Regions from separate parts of the Mus musculus genome. Here region 1 is linked to region 2. A link is a loop called in an ENCODE intact Hi-C map of the cell type or tissue named here. Cell type or tissue: gastrocnemius. All regions are shown on one strand. Links, peaks and the distances in the headings refer to the core of each region. The heading gives the core; the rest is flanking DNA.

Region 1 (9,968 bases), core at 1,228-9,227, 420 kb after region 2:
TTACCCGTCGCCGGAAAGTTGGTGAAGTGCGAGGTGGGGGCAAGTTGGAGAAGAGGATAGGGAGCAAGCCTAAGCCTTAAGGCAGGGTCAGAGCACAGCTCTGGCTCCCCTGCGCCCCCGCCTCCTTCTCGACCCCCTCGCAGCTGCCCCACCTGCCCTGCCACAGCCGCGGGTCTAGAGCGACGAGCGCAGCGCTCGCGCGCCCGGCATCCGCGCGCGCCCCCACGAGTACGCGCGCGCAGCCACCCTCACTCGCTTCTCACCCACTTCAAAGTTCATTCACAAAACTCTCAGACTTTCCCAAGCCCAAAGGAGAGGAAGTCAGGGACTCTTCCTTCCCCTCCTAAGGGTTCAGGGCCTGGCGCCCACTCAGAATGTGCGACAGCATCAATTTCTCCCTGCACCCGGCGGATGTGATGAGAGGGGTGGGCGAAAGGGGACCTATCTGGGGAGGCGCGGTGGTACAGAGAAAGGTGAAGGCGGGGCGCGGAGAGGAGCAGCGTGGTTTCTACTCCTGGGTTCACTCTGGTTCGCATCGATTTCTAAGACAAGGAGGGGGAAACTTTTCCTGCACCTCACTCTGGCACTAAAGCTCCCTCCTCCCCTTGGAGTCGTGACTGGCTTCTCTCCCTCTCATCCCTTCCTCCCCAAATCTGACAACCCTGACAGATTAACAGGTAGCGGCGGCGGCGAAAGCGTTTACCCTGAGAAAAGTTGACGTTAACCCTTCGTCTCCATCCCACCTCATCCCTCGGTGCAAATCAGACCCTCACAGCCCCCAAGCCAGGAACTCCACGCCCCCGACCCCAACGCGCACCCCAGTGAGCCCTCACCATGATCAGCGTATGGTTCCTCTGCTCGGCTGAGGCAGCCTCCGCATCTTGCTGGGTTTTACTCGGGTGCTGCTGCTTGCCGCTGCCGGCGCCCGATTTCTTGGCTCTCTGCTCCAGGGTCCTCTGATAGAGGCTCACGGTGTCCCGGCGCTCCAGCTCCAGCTGCTCCACCTGAGCCTGCTGATACCTGTTCTCGCAGTTGACGTGGTGCCGCCGGCAGCCCTCGATGCGCTGGCGGAGCCGCTCGACTACCGTGCTGTGCTTGGGGACGGCCGCCGAGCTGCCGCCGGGGCCCCCGGAGCCGCCGCAGCCGCCGGCAGCGGGGTGATTGCCACTCGGAGCAACCGGAGTGCTATTGGGAGTATTCACGCCGATCCCGGCCCCGCCGAGGCTGCTGCTCAGGCTGCTGTTGATGCAGATACTACTACCATTCGCGGCGGCAGCGGGGGCTGCGAAATCCCCCATCCTGCTCCCGGGGCACACTATTTTGGAAGAACTTTTTTTTTTAATCCACCCCCTATCAGCCTTCTCCTTGGGTCCAAGGATTAAAATAGTTTAAGTGGAACGCGGGGGAGACGCAAGCACATGGATGAAAAAACAGCGATCCCCACGGGGTGAAAAAAGGGGGAAGAGATTTTGGGGTGTTTTTTTTCCTTAAAAAAACTGTAAAGATCGAGGGGAGAAAAAAAGGGGGTGTTATCAGAATACCATCAGACACCTATCAACAAATAGAATCCCAACAAACTGAGCCGGCAGCAGATCGGCTTGCAACTCAAGGGGAGATCCGCTCCTCGCCTGCCTCCTTTTAATAATCCATTATTTTCTAATAAATTCCAGGAGGTTTCCGGTGGTTGGCAAGCATTTTCTCCCTACGTACCGAAAAACACACCCCATGTACACACACGAGCGTGTGCCTCCAGTGCGGACACGCGCGACACACACTCACTCCACGCCGCATCGGAAAACGGCGAGCTTGCTTATTGCATTTTCCTTCCACAAAAAAGTTTTGGTGTTTATGCCGCCCCGTGTTCTCAAAGTACTTTGGCTGCTCAGTTGCATTTCACAGGAGCCTAGACATCGAGTCCTCGGGCTGGGCAAGTAAACACATGGACAGTCCGAGGCGACTGCAAAAGTAGATCGCTGGAGTCCTTTGCGAAACGCCGCGCGGAGAGCAGCCACTAATGCTCGGCCAGGCTGCCGCTGCCGCCGCCGCCTCCGCCACCATCACAATGATCAACTGCTCGCCGCCGCCGCCGCCTCCTCCTCCTCCTCGCGCTCCTCCACCTCCTCCTCCTCCTCCATGCCAGCGGAGTGATATCAGGACGCGCGAGCTCAGTAAACACGGCAGCGGCGGCGGCTGGAGGCCGTGAGACAAGCCCGGGGACCCGGTGCAAAACCCGGCCCGGACTCTCCCCTGGCGGGAGCGGGCGCGGCGCGCACCGACCTGACTCCCGCCTCCCTTGCCCCCCCACCCCCTCCCCTTCCCCAATCCAGCTGCTCCCCAGGCTGGGAAGCCCCGACCTGCCAGGAAGAGGGGGGAAAACAAAGATTGGGGGGAATCTTAGGAGTGGATCACCTTTTGACCCGTGTGTGTGTGTGTGTGTGTGTGTGTGTGTGTGTGTGTGTGTGTGTGTGTGTGTGTGTGTAAGTGAGCGCGCGGCGCGCGTGTATGTGTGTGTGCGCGCGCGCGAGTGCGCGGGGACGCGCCAGGCTGGCTGTGTTTCCTTCTGCCCAGCGAGGTATCCAGCGAGCCCAAGTTGTTGTTATACATTTATGCATTATATTGCAGAAATGTGCATGACCAGGCAGAAACAGTGCAGCTTCCCAGCAGCTGTCATCCCCACCCATGTGAAATGAAATAGGCAAACGAGTGGCTTGTTTTCAAGGCCCAGAGAAGACCCTGCTAGTGAACTCTTGCTCAAACTCTAGGACCCTCTTTAACTCAAATAATTTTTTTTCCTTACGTTTATTTGTTTATTGGGAAGAAGTGCCTAGTGCCACACCCCACGCACGCTTAGAAGTCAGAAGACAGCTTTGTGGAGTCCTCTAAGGTGGGTACTTGAGTTTGAACCAAGGTTGTCAAGATCTGGGGCAGTCAGTCACCTTTACCTCCTGGAAATTTCATCAAAGTACCCATTCCTCAATGAACAGAACTAAGCAGTCAAAACAAAACAAAACCTTGGGATATTATTTATTTCTCTGTACATAACGACTGTGGTTATTATGACGATTATTGTTTTATTTATCCTTGAAAAAAAATAAAACCAAGCAAGCAGGGACTTGGAGGTGAGACTAACAGTACATTTAAACAGACTGTTTTGAACACTAGGTGCTAATGACGGCAGCAATTAAGGGTCCTGCCTAAATCAAGTGGAAAGATTGCAGATTTCATGCTTTAGAACTATAGAAAGAAAGAAAGAAAAAAAAAACACAGCATTTCACAGTTTGTTGTGACCAAAACAAAAACAAGCCAAAAAGTGTGTGGGGGGCAGGCTTAGCTTACCACTAGATATATTTTTTTATTTCAATGGATTCACATTCACAATAGCACGATTGAAATGGAGTAGCTGCAGAGAAGTAATCTCAGGTTTTGTTAATTATTATCACACATTATCTACCCAGACACTGAGTAGAACATCTGACAAGAAAGTTCAAACACCCTTGGCTCAGTCTTACACCATTGCCCAGAGACGTCTGCAAAAATGAAAAGGCAGAAATTGCTAGCACTTCTGGGGTCCCTGGGCTACAGACCTCGATGGTGGGGTGTTCATGAAACGGCTTTTTGAATGGATTTGGGGGGGGGAGGGGGTAAAAACACAGCCCTGTTTTCTAAAGTACCCAGGAATAAAAGAAGGCTGGGCCTTGTTTTTTGTATGACAAAACTTTTCCCGGGGAGGTGCGATACACACACCTACTCATTCCAGACAGAGAACCCACCACAGACCAGAGAACAGATGCCATCAAAGGTCCAACTTAAAGAACCAATGAGTTTCATTGGTGTTACTTACAGGAATATGGGTGAGGGGTTCCTTACTGGAGCAGAAATTACTCAAAGACAGCTGCCTCACCACAGCCCACCACAGCCTGGGGACAGCTCACAAGAGCTGGAAACCCGGAGCACACTGCACAGCCTACAGGCAACTCAACAGGCTGGACTGGGTCCTTTCCTGGAGGTGCCTCAGTTGACCTAAACCTCTTCCAGGTAGCTTGGCTGGTTTCTGCAGCTTCTGAGTAGCTGATCTGATCCCAGTCTTCTTTGCAGCTTGGCTTGTCTGAGTGTTTTTGTTTTTGTGAGTTGGGTTTTTTTTTTTTTTTTTTTTTTAACAGTTTCTTTCCCAAGTCTGAGAGCAACTCTTAGCTTCTATCATTTACTCTGGCTGAGAGGAGCCTAGTGAATCTGGTCAGTTTCAGGGACTTCCTGAAGCTGTTTTGAGTAATTTACCTTCCTGCTTAAGGAGCACTTATGCATTAGTCATGAAGAAGCCTCTTCATTTCTTGGCTTTACTGTTTAGTAGCGATGCTGTTTCTAACCTCATAGTATCAGATATCTGTAGCTATAGTTCTCTTCATTTAATTGGGTCTATATGGTGAGCTGTATCTTTAATACCCACTGAATTATTTGGCTTTGAAAAGGGGGAACAAATTATTTATCTTGGTGAAAGGCTATAAGAGGGAAAACCTAATAGGAGAGGGTCTCTTGTTAAAGTTGCCTTCCTTTTTTGAAATCCATCTAATCGATGTACAAACTCCCGAATCATTAGTGCTCCTCAGTGACAGCCAGAAAACTAATCTGAGGGGCAGAAGAGCTGGCTCAAAACACCAGCAGAGTACCTTGGTTCCCAGGATCCGCATGGTAGTTTACAACAGCCTAGAATCCCAGCTCCCGAGGATCTGGCAGCCTCCTCTGGCCTCACAGTCGCCAGGCACACATGCAGCGCACATACATGCAGGCGAAATAGCAAGAAATAAATCCTTTTAAAAAGAAAACTAAACCAAGAAAGTTACATACAGAAGTAACCATTTGATTGATATGTGTGTGTGTGTATGTATGTATGTATGTTTAAAAAGAGATGAGCAAGTCGCCTTTCTGACAGTCTCACAAGGAAGTCTATACCCACAGCTTCCCTGCAGAGAGAAGGCTGTGATAGCAAGCATGCTCTAATCCTCACACCTACATAACCAAGTCAAGACTGCACCTTCATTTACCCAGGCAGGAAGTTGGAGGGACTGAACTGCAGGGTCTCTGGCTTCGAGACATGGCTATTCATTCTATTTCTTCTTGAAACTCAGACTTTAATTTTTTTTTTCATGGAGAATTTCCCATGTTGAGAGAACAACAATAATAATTGCAGCATTATGAGTTCCCATAAGTTAATTTTCTCATCTATCTTAAGAGGAAACTGAAAGTACATGGAAATTTGCATCCCTCTGTTTGGGAGACCAGTTTGTAGAGGAGTTTACTTTGGGACTGTACCCAGGAGCTCCCCAAAGACAAGTAGAACTGTTCTTGCATGACTTTAGCAAGTGGGGCCTGATTTTAGGGCATAATGTGGGCCACATTCAAAAGAGGAACAGACCTCTCTCTCTCTCTCTCTCTCTCTCTCTCTCTCTCTCTCTCTCTCTCTCTCTCTTCCTCTCTCTCTCTCTTACACACACACACACACACACACACACACACACACATACACAATTACTCACCTCTTCAAAGAGGGTGCAATGGCAGTCACAAGCAAAACACCAACTTGGACAATAGTCTACTATGCATACTTGAGGTCAGAAACACCATTGCATCTGTGAAGGGGGGCTAGAAAAATCAGGAAATGAGCAGGACTGGAGAATTGAACCACACAGGCCAGTCATCATAGAGTAGTGATGTTCTTTTACTGTCGTGACACCAGCCAAAGCAGAGACCTCTGTCCTCACTACTTCTAGACCCTCTGACACATCTCTGCCAGCCTGCCTAGATTCCTCCTTGGAAGACTTAGAGAAAGCCAAGTTCCAAGGGCAGTGATTTTACATCTCTGTCATTACTGCGTATTGATAGTGCGAGCAACCTTGTCTTTTATTTGTGCATGCCATAGAGTGAATCTTCGGGGTCAGGGCTCTAGACTCACAAGCAACTTTTGATGGTGTGGAAAAATAAAGATAACCTGAGATGTGCCAGACGTGGTGGCACACACATTTAATCCCAGCACTTGGGAGGCAGAGACAGGTGGGTCTTTGAGTTTGAGGCCAACCTGGTCTGTTGGGCTGTGGGTGTTTGGGAAAGGAGGGGGGAGGGAGAGAGTCCGAGTCCGGCCAGAGTTCCTGTTCTGGGCGGGCGGACACAGGAGGACTGCCAGATGCTTTCCACATGGCGCCAGGTGGGCATTTGGCTGTATTGAAGCCACTGATCCCACACAGCGGGGGGTGGGGGGGTGTGCAAGGGGCTGCACCTGATACCAGGTTCTCAGTCTCTGGCATCCCACGCTGGATACTGCAGAGGAGCTGAGAACAGAATAGGGGTCCCAGGGATACAGGAAGAGGGCAAAGTGAGAGAAGTTCCCATGCAGGCGTGAATCCTTAGTCCAGGCCTTGATGAATGGAGACAGTCTATGGTTTTAGAGCTTTATTGTAGAAAGGTAGGGGAAAAGATAAAAGGTAGAGAGAGAGAGAGAGACCAGCCATGGCCAAGAGGAGAGAAGGGAAAAAGAGAGAGAGAAGAAAGGCTAGAGAGTAAGAAAGCTTAGAGAGAGAGAGAGAGAGAGAGAGAGAGTAAGGAAAGTAAAAGCTAAAGAGTGTAAGAGGGAGAGAGCAAGGTGGGGCCAAGCAGCCCCTTTTATAGTGGGCTTGTTATCTTGTTGTTGCTAGGTAACTGGGAGGAGTCTAACCTGAAGGTCAGAAGCTTGGGACATTGTATACATGACTACTAGTCACACACTTTTTTTTGTGTGGGCTGTGGGTGGCTGTGGGGGGGGGTGGTAATTTCGACAGGAGCCAGGGGTCCAAGAGACATGAGGAAATGCCTTCCATCCCATGTAGGTGGGAATTAACACCACTGGGTTTCACCGGGGTTCACAACCTCAGCTCGACTGGAGACTAGGCTGTCTGTACATAGCCCATTGCCCCACATTGGTCTACAGAGTGAGTTCCCTGTATAGCTGGGGCTATACAGAGAGATCCTGTATCAGAAATGGATGGACAGATGGATGGATGGATGGATGATGGATGGATGGATGGATGGATAGGTAGATGGATGGATGGATGAGTGGGTGGGTAGGTAGATGGATGAGTGGGTAGATAGATAGATGGATGGATAGATGGATGGATGGATGGATGGATGGATGGATGGATAGGTGGATGGATGGATGGATGGATGGATGGATGGATGGATGCATGCATGGATGAATGGATGGATGGATAGGTAGATGGATGGATGGATGGATGGATAGATGGATGGATGGATGGATGGATGCATGCATGCATGCATGGATGGATGGATGGATGGATGGATAGGTAGATGGATGGATGGATGAGTAGGAGGGTAGGTAGATGGATGAGTGGGTAGATGGATAGATGGATGGATAGATGGATGGATGAATGGATGGATGGATGGATGGATGGATGGATGGATGGATGGATAGGTAGATGGATGGATGGATAGATGGATGGATGGATGGATGGATGCATGGATGGATGGATGGATGGATAGGTAGATGGATGGATGGATGAGTGGTTGGATGGATGGATGGATGGATGGACGGATAGATGGATGAGTGGGTAGGTGGATGGATAGATGGAATCTGAGATGCTAGAGGAAAGATGAGGAAGGTGGGCAGGATGTGATGATTGGACCCAGGGTTGTGCTTTCAGTAAAGTGCTTGCCTTGCAAACATGGGAACCCTGAGTTTGATCCTCAACAACCACCTCAACACTGGGTTTGTGACCCCAAAACTGGGATGGAGGAGACGGGGGAATCCTTGGTACCAGCTGGCTAGCCGGTCTCAATTTTAATTAAGAAGCTCTAGGTCAATGAGAGACCCTGTCTCAGTGGACATCATTACTGAGGTTGATGTTCGAGGTGGTCCTCTGGCTTCCACCTGTGTGGGATAACTACAGTTATATCCTCAGACTGTGACAATAGCTCTACAGAGGCCAACGAGAAGACACTGTGCTGAGGAAGCACCTGTCCCAGGTAGCTCTGGCCTTGAGCCCCAGCTGGCATCGCCATTAACTGAATCATATTCTCTTTCCTTTGGCCAATTCTGTCATCTGTCCATGTCCATCTGATAGGGTGTAGTGACTGGAAAGACACCTTCATGCACACATTTAGTCCCTAGCCCACTTTGTCTCTCTTCTGTCAACGAATCAATAAAGCTGCCTCCATCCTTGTATCCCAAAACAGGACATTGGTGACCAAGTGCAATAGAAACACTACTATTCATATACAAATGAGCAAATATTTAAAAGTCCTTAACGGAGTGGCATATCCCTGCAGGCCTAGTCAACTGTCAAGCGATGCCACTGTTTGAATCATTCCACACACATATTTATGGTCACCTCTGTGCCACACACTATGTGTTGTGCTGCACACATACCATAACAGGATGCAAAACACTGGTCTGACCTCAGTGGATCAGGCCAGTGGATGTTGTGACAGGATTAAGATGGAAAGGGTGTGGGGGGCAAAGGAAATAAATACTACATGCTCAGAGGCCCAAGGAAGCTTTTCCAGAAAAATCCACCAATACTTCCCTCTCACAGGCCTGTGAACATAAAAGACCTTAGTGCAAGATGAGACAGAGACCCGGGAGAGAAAACGGGAGCCAGATGGTCCAAGGCTTCCCAGAAGTTCTGAGCCTGTCCTTGGGCCACCAAGTACTGTTAAAAGAACTTCAGCCAATTCACACCTTTTTTTAAAACTGTGGTCTGTGTTTTCAAAAGTGTGCTCTGGTCCTATCAGATGCTTCGCCAGAAAAATGTCTGATCCAAGTAGGTTTAGGATATGGTCACCTGGCCTCTCTCTTGGAGAATTGTTACCACCTTGCAGGGCACAAGAAATCTCACGGCAAAGCATATTTAGTTTCATTGAGCCCAAGTCCTGTTACATCCCACAGAAAGCTCTGTGCAAGACAGTAATATTTGCTGAGGATGTTTCTCAATAGGATGACAGTGCCTAGCATGCACGAGACCCTGGGCTCAGTCCTTCCCAACACCTCAAAAAGGGAGAATGGTATGTGTGTGTAGGGGATCGATCGAAGGAGTTCTATGTATTTTATTTTAAAATGTGTATGTCATATGTGTACATGTATGTGTAGAAATGTTTGACTGGTGTGTGTGTGTGTGTGTGTGTGTCTGCATGTGTGTGGTGTATATGCACATGTGTGCATATGCACACATGTGTGTGTTTGGCCAGTGTCCAGAAGCCAGAAAAGGGTGTCAAGTGTTCTGCTTCGTCACTCTTCCTCGGAAACTGGTCTCCTGTTGAACCTGAGTTAAGTTGGAAGTCAGCAAGCCCCAGCCAACCTCTAGGCTCCATTGCCTCACAAGGCTGAAACAGCTGAAACCACAGAAACAGGCAGGATCCTGCCCCTGCTTTTTTATGCAGTTGCTAGGATTTGAACTCAGCCCCTCAGGCTTGGGCAGCAAGTGCTTTTACCTGCCCAGCCATCTCCTTATCCCTTGAAGGCAGTCAGTTTAAGTCCACCCACATTCACAATTGCCAGGGATGTAGCCTGAGTCAGAGGCCACACTCCCCTTGTGATTTCAGTGCCCTTAACAAGCAGGGCCAAGGCCCTTTAGTAACTTCTGCTGGATGTGTTGAACTCTGACCTCAAAGTGGGAAGGAAGTAGATCCATAAAACAGAAATCCCAGAGGGGAGAATTCTGCTAGCCTGTTCCAACATGGCCCTCTGAGTATATTAATACCTATCTCCATGTAACAAAACCTCCTTATGAGAAATTAGGCCAGCCTTATTTAATTGGACCCTTCATTATGGGTTATCTTTTAATATGAAAGGTTACCTTATGTTGGAAGCCTGGGTTCTGTCTGGAATAACAAATACTGGCCTCCTGGAGCAATTTCAATGATTTCCTTGAGCCTGGTAAGCCAGCTGCTATTGAAAGACCTATGGACCAGGGCTCTCTCAAAGTTTG
Region 2 (9,968 bases), core at 1,499-9,498:
AAAAGGATTGTGTTTTGCTCATTACTATTGCTTGTGTGTGTGCGTGTGCTATGTGTATGTTGGAGCATGTTCCACAGAGCCCACATGGAGACCAAAGGACAATGTTGTGGAGTCCTATCTCTACTTCCTGCTTTCCTGGCTGCTGGAGACAGAATTCGGTAGCCGGGCTGGCCTCTACCCACTGAGACATCTCACTGGCTCTCACTAACCAGCAGCTTGAGGACCTTCAGTTGTCTTGAAACATTTTTTTTTATGTGATAACTGGCACACTTATTTATCATACTGTGTGAATTGTGTATTCAAATATTTTAGTTATTTAGAAAAGTTGTTTTTCTCTTGTTATCTTAAGGATGCTTTATATATTCTGGGCACATTTATTTTGTTAGGAAAATATTTTTTAAAATACGTTTTCACTCTCCACACTTTGAGAGGCATTCATTAAGTTCTCTAAGTTTTCTCCATTTCATTTCTTCTTCAGTTTTTGCAGCCTGTCTGGGTCTCCTGTACATATACGCCCGTCACAAGTATTTCTGGGGCTATGCCGAAGCCGCTGAGAAAAGGTAAAGAGAGCCCAATTGTGGCGTATTTGTGCAAGTACGGCAGGGTCAGTTTGCTGTTCCTGAGAGGAGCTAAGAACACATGCAGTATTGGTGGCCAAAATGACCTGTGCTGCCTGCCCGAGGCCAGTCCTGCCAAGCCACAGGAGTAGGCATGGGAGGAGAAAATGGAAGTGTGTATCTACTCATTGCATGAGAACTTCGTTTGTTTGTTGTTTTGTTTTCGAGATAAGGTTTCTCTGTATAGCCCTGGCTGTCCTGGAACTAGCTTTCTAGACTAAGTGGGTTTGGGATTCATTGAGATCACCTGCTTCTGCCTCCAGTGCTGGGATTAAAGACACATGGCACCAGCAGTTGGAGGCACTTGGACTCCTAATCCCAGCAAGACTTCAGCATTGGTTCTAGCGTGCTTAGGCAAGGTCGCTACTGTGCAGGGGCCAGCTGGCCTCAGTGCGTGGCATACTCTCTACATTTTGTGGGAGTTCTGAGCAGTCCAGCATCGAGCAGCCTTTACCAGGACCCTGAAAACTTCAGCACAGCCCAGTCTGACATCCTTCTCCCTCACGTCCACTCTGTAGGATCACCGGTTTCCGACTGAGCCTGGGGATTTTGACCTTGCTGCCTGTCCTCGCTGTCCTGGGGGTAGCAAGCAGATTCCTGAACGAATACCTGGACTTTCATGTTGCCAAGAAACTGAGGAAGCCCTTCTAAGTTTTTCTCTTCCCTTTCATGCTTGTAGAGGCCGTCACTACTCTGAAAACAATAAGATGTCATGTGTTAAATAAAACTTTTAAAACTTTGTTTTGCTGTGGCTTTGTGGTAAACAGTCCCTCTTGCAGAACCTGGCCTCTGCTTGAGAAGTGAGTTTCCCAATGGTGGCTCACCTGCACCAGGTGTGTCAGTCCTGGGCTCGTAGGATGCATGTTGAGGGTGTCACTGTTTTAGTGAGGATAAAGCTTGACCCATGTGCTGGCTTCCATCCTGATGAGGAGTTCCAGGTAGAAGCAGTTCAGGCAGATGGACCCTCAGCCCTGGCTATAGCAGAGCCACAAATGTCAGGAGGAGATGTGAAACACATGAAATAGCCACACTAGAGAGTCAGCAACCAATCATAACTGTCTGTGAAGGTGTATTTCATGAAGAACAAAGGAAAAAGAGAGACGTTGCATCATTTTAAGGACTCCCCCAGGGGAAGTGTTCATTCCCTTTGACAGAGGATCTTGCGTCCCTGCCGACAGTGGCAGAGTCTGACCCGGCTTGTGGCATGACTGAGGACACGAGAAGCCGGGTGGCTGTCCTCTCTTGGTGTGCAGTCACTACCTGGCACTATTCATTTGATATTTCCAGCTTCTCTTCTGATAATTGAGAGTGATTCTGGCGTCTGGCCTCGAAGACCTTAGGAAAAAGGATCTATGTTCACCCCTGTCAGCCAGCTGCAGTCACCTTCTAGATATTCTTTAGTGTTACCAGAATATGAATAGTAGAAAAGAAAACAAGAAATAACAGTGCTTCCAGGATAGCAAGAGAGCTAACAGGTCCCGGACAGCACCAGGCACCCCAACGTTCACTGGGAAGACACTGGCTTGGAAAGGGGACATTTGGATTTAAGTTGAGTTCCACCACTGGTGGGTGATTGACCCCTCAATGGGAAGTTGTATGGAAGACACAGAGCACTCCAGGGTCATGAAACCATTGTCTGCCCTGTCACCTGCTGGACACAGCACAGGACCCCAGCACTCAGTAGCTCTGACCTTTGTTTTTTCCTTAGGTAAAAAGTGCCTTAAAAGTGCCACACTAAATGTAGTTGGGGTGTTGTTGTTGTTGTTGTTGTTGTTTTGGTTTTGCCCTATGGCATATAACCACATCCAAATGTCATTTGGAAGAAGAAAAAAAGAAAACTTTCAGAAATTTTAAGATCTTAAAACAATTTCTATTTTGATTTAGTTATGCACATGAGTATGCACACACGTACCCTCATACACATGCACACACATGTACCCTTGCACACATGCATATACATGTATCTTCACATGCATGCACACAGATGGTTAATGCATATGGAAACAGGCAAAGCATGTACCAGGCTTTCAAAATGTCCCTCTTCAGCTATTACCGTAGAATTATTTTTTGTTCTAATCCCTTGCCACCAGGAAGCCTCTGTAGTATTTTAATTCCTATGAAGTTGGGCCTAAGACCCTGGGTAGAGCTAGCCTCCTCCACAGTGGGCTTCCTTCTCTCTGGCCAAAGAGATGCTGTTTTTGAGACAGGGTCTCAGGATGTCCTTGATATCATGATCCTTCTACCCCAGCCTTCCCAGTGCTGGGCAGGTGGTAAATCTCTGCTTGGTCTGACAGTTGTATGTATATGCCTTTTTTTCCTTAGTAAATCTGACACTTTTTACACGAAGAAATCAGATTCATTACCTGGAAACAAAGTCATGAGAAGAGGGAAGCAAGGATTTCCTTTTGTCTACTACGGAAGCCTCAGAAGGCACGAGGACCCAAGGGCAGCAAGATCCTTGATAAATCCTGAGTAGGGAAGAGAGGCAGCTGAGAAAGACCTTTGTGAGGTTGCAACAACTTGGTTACAGAGTAAAAACTAGAAGCTATGAGGGGGTGCATGTAAGGGGGTGCATGCTAGGGGGCGCGTGTTATGGGGTGCAAGTTAGGTGTTGCAGGTCTTTAATGATGCTGTGGTAATGATAGAAAATGAATGCTCTCTGAGGTTGCACACTCAGGTGCCGAGTGGGGATGTGGTCACAGGCACATATTTTGCTTTGAAATGACTCCCAGATTACGCATAAGGAGTACTCATGGCAGAGCAGTAATCATGATTAAACTGAGTTGATGGCTGGAGATACTCTTTCTGCTTCCCTGATGGTTTGGAAATGTTCAGTTTTAAACTCTTAAAGAGAAGCCGAAACTAACGAACAAGTCAGGTTTTTTGTAGCCAGAAAGTTTCTTTTGTTCTGTGTCAGAGATGTGATGGGGATATAGTGGCTTTGCTGGACCCATCAGTATTGGTCTGGTCCCAATGGCCTGTACATGGGACACGAGGACGCCCGGGTATGCGGAAGCTGCAGTAATTCCTGCTGCTTGGTATCGGAAGTGAGACGGGCACTTGTGGCAGCTGGGCCATAGAATCAGAGTATCCCATGCTCTTTGAACTGAACAACAATGACCAAAGAGAATTAAGGGGAGAGTGGAAAGAACACAATAACTCAGAAAGTAGCTGAGCAGTTCAGAAGTCTCCTGTAGTCTAGCTCCTTCCCGGAAAACCTTCTCCGGCTTGTTTCCATGCTTGGACATCAAAATATGTCCAAAGCATCACTAATAAGAAAAATATTATGTCACTTGTTCCCCCACCCCATTGTTCCCCCTTTCTCAGACACTTGAATCTGGAACTGTCCTTAATCCTTGAAGAGATTCCATGTGTCTCATATGCCCAGTGACATCCTAGGAATCTAGAAGTGTTGTCTTTTCCTCCTCTCATGACACACCGACTGCTCTAGGACATCACAGCACTGGAAGATCACGCATGAAAAAAAATTTTTTTTTAAAGATAAGGTTTTACTACAGGCTAGCCTCACACTCGAAGAGATCCACTTGCTTCCTCTGGGATTAAAGGTGTGTGCCACCATGCCCAGCAAGACAACTAAGAGTTTATCGGGACAGGGTAGCCATGACTTTGTATGAACCACACATAGGAAAGAAAGAGGATAAATCACACCCAGGGTGGTTGCTGCTTCAGCGAGGGGTTGGATGGCCACCATGGCTTGTGACTGTCCCGGAGTCAAATGATTTCAAAAGCCCTAGTCTCCAGGGACTAACTTTTACACTGAGCCTGCAATGCAAATATCTTACAGTCAGCTGGTACCTGGGCCCCACCCCCAGTACCGCCTTGACTCATAAGATCCCATCAGTTCTTGGTGTTTTCCAGTCTGGCATCTACCGTCATCTTGTAGAATCCTCTTCGGCACATGGCACATGGTTGTGAAATGTTTAAACATGGACTTCATACCACACATTCAGTTTTATCTTAATAAAATTATAGATTTATTTTTTTAAGAAGAAAGGTATTCCACTCATCCAGTGCCCAACAGATTTTAGTATAAGTTTTAAAGAGAGGAGTCATTACTCTTTAAAACCCTGTAGTTACTTCTCTCTCTCATTCTCCCTCGGACCAAAACGGACTCATGTTTACCATCCTGCTATCTGGTAAAGCTGGAGCTTGAGTAGAGGCTAGCCCACTGTCAGCCAACCTGGAAGCATAGCCTGCTTTGGGTAGGGCTAGCCTCTTCTTTCACGGTCAAATTCATTCTTTCTCTTGGCTTATGTATATTAAAACTCACCTTTGTTTTAGAACCGTTTCTATTGATGACTTCTTCTGTGATCTATTTCCCTGTGTCACTCTTGAGTTTTGAAATGTGTTATTTTACTGTGTTTTAAGTTTACTGGGGTGTCTTAGGGCAGGTCTTTTGAAAGTGGAGAAATGAATTCCCATGTATGGGTTTATTAATAAAGGGCTTGAAGGAGGAGGAAAAAAAGAGCCGGGCAGCAGATGGAGAATGAGGAGAAACCAAGCGGAGGGGCAAGTGCGAGCCAAGCCCCAGCCTCTGCCTGATCCTGCCGCCAGCTTGGAGCATCATTCAAGCCCAGAGTTTGTCCAGACAAGTTAACTGGCCTGTTATGATCCTGCAGCCGTGAGTTATTGGCTAGAGTTAGCAGAGGAGTATAAACGAGAAGCATTTTCAGCTCAGGTGGTTGCAGGAAAAGCTGGGTCAGGCCCTGCTTTGATGGAGAAGCAAGGAACACCAGGAAGGGGGGTTGTCAAAGTGCCCACCTCCATGGCAAGACTGCTATGGTTTCTTCCTAATACACTCCTAAATTTTTTATCCATCAAATTTTCAATACCTATTTTCTCTTCAATATATTTGTATACATTTATGTGTGTGTGTGTGTGTGTGTGTGTGTGTGTGTGTGTGTGCGCACGTGAACCATGGGGCTCATATAAAGGTCAAAGGACAACTTCTTCAAGTAAGTTCTCTCCTTCCACCATGTTGGTTCCAGGGATTGAACTCGAGTTAGCAGGCTTGGCGGCAAGCCCCTTTACCAGATGAGCCATCTCTCTGGCCCTGCCATTTTCTGAACTCTCTGGCTGAGCCAGTTTTGAATGGTTCTGGCTCTGGATCAATAAACAGACTACGATGGACCTTCTCCCTCCCTTTCACGGCATCCCTCAGGGTGCTCCAGTAAATTTAGAAAATCTCTGTTGTGTGGTTGAATGAGAAAGGCTGAGAGTGATTGATTTCTACTGTTAAGTACTCGTTTGAATAACACCACAGTTCTGAGAAAGGAATCTGCAGTCAGTCCCTTAGAAGCCAGGCATGATACATCTGCCTAAATGACTGACACTGGGACACAGAGAGGACCCTAAAAGCGAACTGGGCTTTGGATTGATTCAGATAGTGACATTTTATTGGTTGGTTGCTGTTTTTTTTTTTTTCCTTTAAAAGCGGTATGTCAACATTGCTTCGCTTCTACAGATCAGAGTCGTGTACATCCCATAAAGGAAATAAGCAATGCTTGACGTACAAAGTAAGAACAAAATAGAAAAATCTGAATAAAACGGAGAAGTTGCCATACGTCATACAGTAGAAATCAGTGATTAGATGTCATCTGAAGTGTAATATCACCTCTTCAATGATGAGTTAGGGAGGAAATAAAAATACTCTATTTTAAACAAACATTATATATATATATTTTTATATGTATACTTTTTACATATAGTAGACCCAGTGATATCTGTAGCATTGTAAAAACTTATTTACAAATAGCTTTTTTTTTTTAGACATTACATATACATCAGCACCGTAGTAAAAACAAAACCAAAACAAGCTCATTAAAATCTACCACTCTATTAGTTGGTCCTCAGACGGGGCACTTGCAGGAGGCTTTAGAAGACAACAAGCCCCCTCTCGCCACCTCCAGCTTCTCATCATTGCTTGTACATTTCTTCCCTGTACCTGGCAGGAAAAAGTGATAAATTTGTATTCTAGGCTTTTTTGATTTACTATTTTTTTTAATTTTTATTTTTTGGTTTCCATGTGTTTCCCTAGTGGCAGTTCCTCCCCATTCCGGGAGGTCACAGTCTCCTTGCCACCACCTCTTTGGAGAGGCACACAGCTCCTCACCCTGGTACCTCTGGCTTTACTTCCTGTCTGAGCAGGTCTGGAACTCTGGGGGATATGGAGGACAAACCAAGGGTTACCCTCTCTCCCCCTCTCCCTGGCACCTCACCTCAGCTTTCTACTGCAGTGCACCCTGTCTGTCTGCACTTTCTTAGGTATGGCCACTTAAGTCCCCACAGGCTCCGGTCTTCTGTAGTAAGATGTATGTGAAGACAGAGAAGGAAGCCAGTTTGTAGGATGTATGTGTGCTCTGATATGCGCACGCACGTGTGTGTGTGTGTGTGTGTGTGTGTGGCCAGGAGGAAAGTAAACAACACAGACAAACATCACATGACTTCCAAGATGGGACTGTGGGAGGGGAGGTAAAGACCAAGGGACAAGGCTTGTGACCATGGAGACTGTTCACTTCTTAGTTTTCACTCCGGCAGGCATGTATGAGTTCCAACGAGAATGGCTGCCCAGCTTTGGAAGTGGAGTGAGCGCCATTAGGATAGCGGCCACACCTCCCTTTCCTCTCTTCAGCATCCAGATAGTTAAGACGGAGTTATGCAGTTCAGCTTTTCCATCTCTCACATTTGATATTTGTCTTCCTGATGCTGGAGTTGACAAGCAAGGCTGATTCTGGAGTGTCATCGATGACACCATCTGAAAGAACTGGGCATCTTCAGGCCATTCCTCCCTGGGGACAGCAGGAGTATGGGTGTGGCTCTTATAAACCGGCAGGTCCTATCAGTGCAGCCAGCCCACTCTGCTCTGGTGGAGACAGTTGACTTTCCACGTGGTGGAAGAGATTCCAGTATCACCTTCGCACGCCAGGCACTGTGTATATCCTTGCAGTTACGTAGACTCTGCCTCAGTGCAACACTTCCCGGATAGTCTGGAAGTCTGGAGGGAGAGATAAAGGCAGGCTGGCATAGAGACCGGGAGGAGTGGAGGCAGGGGTGAGTGTGGATGGGGCCCGGCTTGGCAGACACTGAACTCAGCAGGAAGTCTTCCCACCCATGTGGCCATAAGCATAGGAAAACCAGCCAGATGTGTTAAACTGGATGAGAGCTCAACTAGAGTGATGGCCACCATGGCCTCCAGCTGAAGCTGACCATCAGGGCTACGAGCTGGGCCCTTCTTAAGCATAGTTGGCTATCCTGGTGAGGTGGCTGGCAGCAACACCTTACCATCCCTGAGGGTCGTCGCTGGGCAGGAGACAGACAGGCCTGGAGGATCTTGGCTTGGTTCCTAGGGCCAGCTCAGGTGAGCTCACAGTTCTTTGTTCCTGCCTCCGAATCCAGGAACGTGTCTGGAAGCACACATCTCCTTCTGACCTATGCACATGGCACGTGTGCATCTTCATGCCGGGATTTTTTTTTTTTTTCTGGCCGAGGCTCCATCTCTCATCTCCAAAGCTGAGGTCTCGGGACCTGAGGCAGGAAGGCCTAAGGGGACCTCATCTTGGGCCATGGTCCCTCTGGGCTGGAACAGCTCCTTCTGGACCAGAAGATCCCAGGGGTGCTTAGCAGAGGAGCTCCCGTTGCCTCGATTTCCCCACCTGCTCTCTACATCCCTTCTCTGCGGGCAGGTATCGGCACGTCCTCTCTACTTGATTGCTCTGTGGAAGTCAGGTGGAACGATGCCCCCCACGGAGCTGGGGATGGACACCTGTGCCTTCTACTGTCAGCCGGATGTCATGTTCTCAATTTACGTGGGTCAAAAAAACAAAAAAAACAAGGATGGGTCTCCATCCTGTTTCCTTTCCACTTGTGAGGCTTCTACAGCTCTTAGGGCTCCTCCTGACTAGGGGTTACCAAACAGTTCATCAAGCTCTTGCATCCATTCATCCCCTGGGCCACTTTTGATGATGGAGTCCACGAGGTCTGTACTGTCTGGGAGGCCAGGGAAGGCAGCCCCGACACCTTCGCCGCTATAACTGTATGACATGTCCTGAGCAGGGGTCCGCTCATAGGCCTGGCCCTGGTTGCTCGCAGCAAAGTTGCCACCTGCTATCTGCTGCTGTGCTGGGGGCTGGCTGAATGCTGGCATGCCAGGGACACCCTGGCTCAGACCAGGCATGACCAATGGCCTCACCTGGCTGGCACTCTGCTGTCCTGCCAGGGTTGGCATCATCTGACGTCCCATAGCTGCTGGGTTGAGGGTTCTCACTGCGCCAGTGTTAGCATCCATGACGGGCTGGCTCAGCCCCTGTGGGAAGTGCTGTTTGGTCAGTCTTGGCTGACCGGCTTGCAATGGGTAGCTGGCGCCATTGTTGAATGGTCCCAACTCCCCACTAGTCCTCCCAGGCACCCCTTGTAAGCTCCTCTGTTGCCAGTTTTGTGCTCCTTGCTGGACGGTTCCCATGACACTCTGAAGCCTTGGAGGGCCCTGGGGCCTAGGCAAGGCCTGGCCCACAGACCCTTTCAGCTGCTGGTGCTGCTGCGAGAGAGCCGAGTTCACCAGCATGCTCTGACCGAAGCCGCTCACCATGCCGACCCCCTGGCTGGAGGCTGGCGGCCTGGGTCCCTGGGATTGGTTGTGTGGGATGCCCATTCCACTCTGATTGGAATGCTGCAACATTTGGGTCATTCCTGTGTTCATGTTGTACATTCCTGGTTGGCTGGTTGGAGGGGCACTGTAAGAGGCCAGACCTATCTCTGACTGCGCTGCTGCCGTAGCCATCGTCCCTGGGTTCTGGGAGGGTCCCATTCCCATCATGCCCGCATTCTGTGCAATCAACCTCGATGCTCGCATGCTCTGGAGAGCCACCTGGTTTCTCACAGCTGCTATGTCCTGGGGTGAACCTGCAGGGAGAGAAAGGACAGCCATCACCCACCGTTCTCCATATCAACATATTAGACGTTGCTGAAATCTTCCTTGGGAATGACAACCGCGCATACGAAAGGATCTACTGCAATAATAAATCTCCAGAGAAAGGTTATTACTTTTAATGATCATAACACACGAGTTGTGAACATTTTGCAAAATGTTGAAAAGCACAAAGTCAAAAAATGAAAGTCACCTGATTCCCAGCATCCAGAGAAGATCCCTGCCAACTCTTATTTATATTTAAATAGACACAGGAAATTGAGGTCATACCCCCGTGTTCCATTTGTTCACATTTCAGATGCAAGCTATTTCCTTTTCTGGGTATTATGCCATCAAGTCAGTGGGATGCCCACTCTTTGGGCCGTGTTGAGTGTGGTGGTATATGCCTGTAAGCCCATCAGCTTGGA

Evidence for each region. Peaks named below come from ENCODE experiments on the same cell type or tissue, not always from the same donor. Only the 100,000 strongest peaks of a DNase experiment are listed, where the experiment ranks them.
Region 1: it touches region 2 in a loop (2.0-fold over the local background); 1 of 42 quality-filtered maps calls a loop at or near these places.

Annotation. Positions count from the first base shown.
Region 1 is chr3:52,102,846-52,112,813 of GRCm38, forward strand. Maml3 (mastermind like transcriptional coactivator 3) reads right to left here and starts at 2,161. Exons shown (of 5, transcript NM_001004176.2): 1 at 834-2,161. The coding sequence starts at 1,298. In gastrocnemius, for the core only: no CTCF peak of the experiment used is centred there; DNase peaks (open chromatin) are centred at 2,183, 2,479 and 6,208; H3K4me3 peaks cover 1,564 bases; H3K27ac peaks cover 1,497 bases.
Region 2 is chr3:51,681,319-51,691,286 of GRCm38, forward strand. It overlaps Maml3 (mastermind like transcriptional coactivator 3), which reads right to left. Exons shown (of 5, transcript NM_001004176.2): 5 at 6,293-9,536. The coding sequence ends at 8,536. It overlaps Mgst2 (microsomal glutathione S-transferase 2), which reads left to right. Exons shown (of 5, transcript NM_174995.3): 4 at 479-560; 5 at 1,136-1,356. The coding sequence ends at 1,268. Among named protein-coding and RNA genes, the nearest start is that of Gm46803, 21 kb to the right of the region's middle. In gastrocnemius, for the core only: no CTCF peak of the experiment used is centred there; DNase peaks (open chromatin) are centred at 5,185 and 5,665.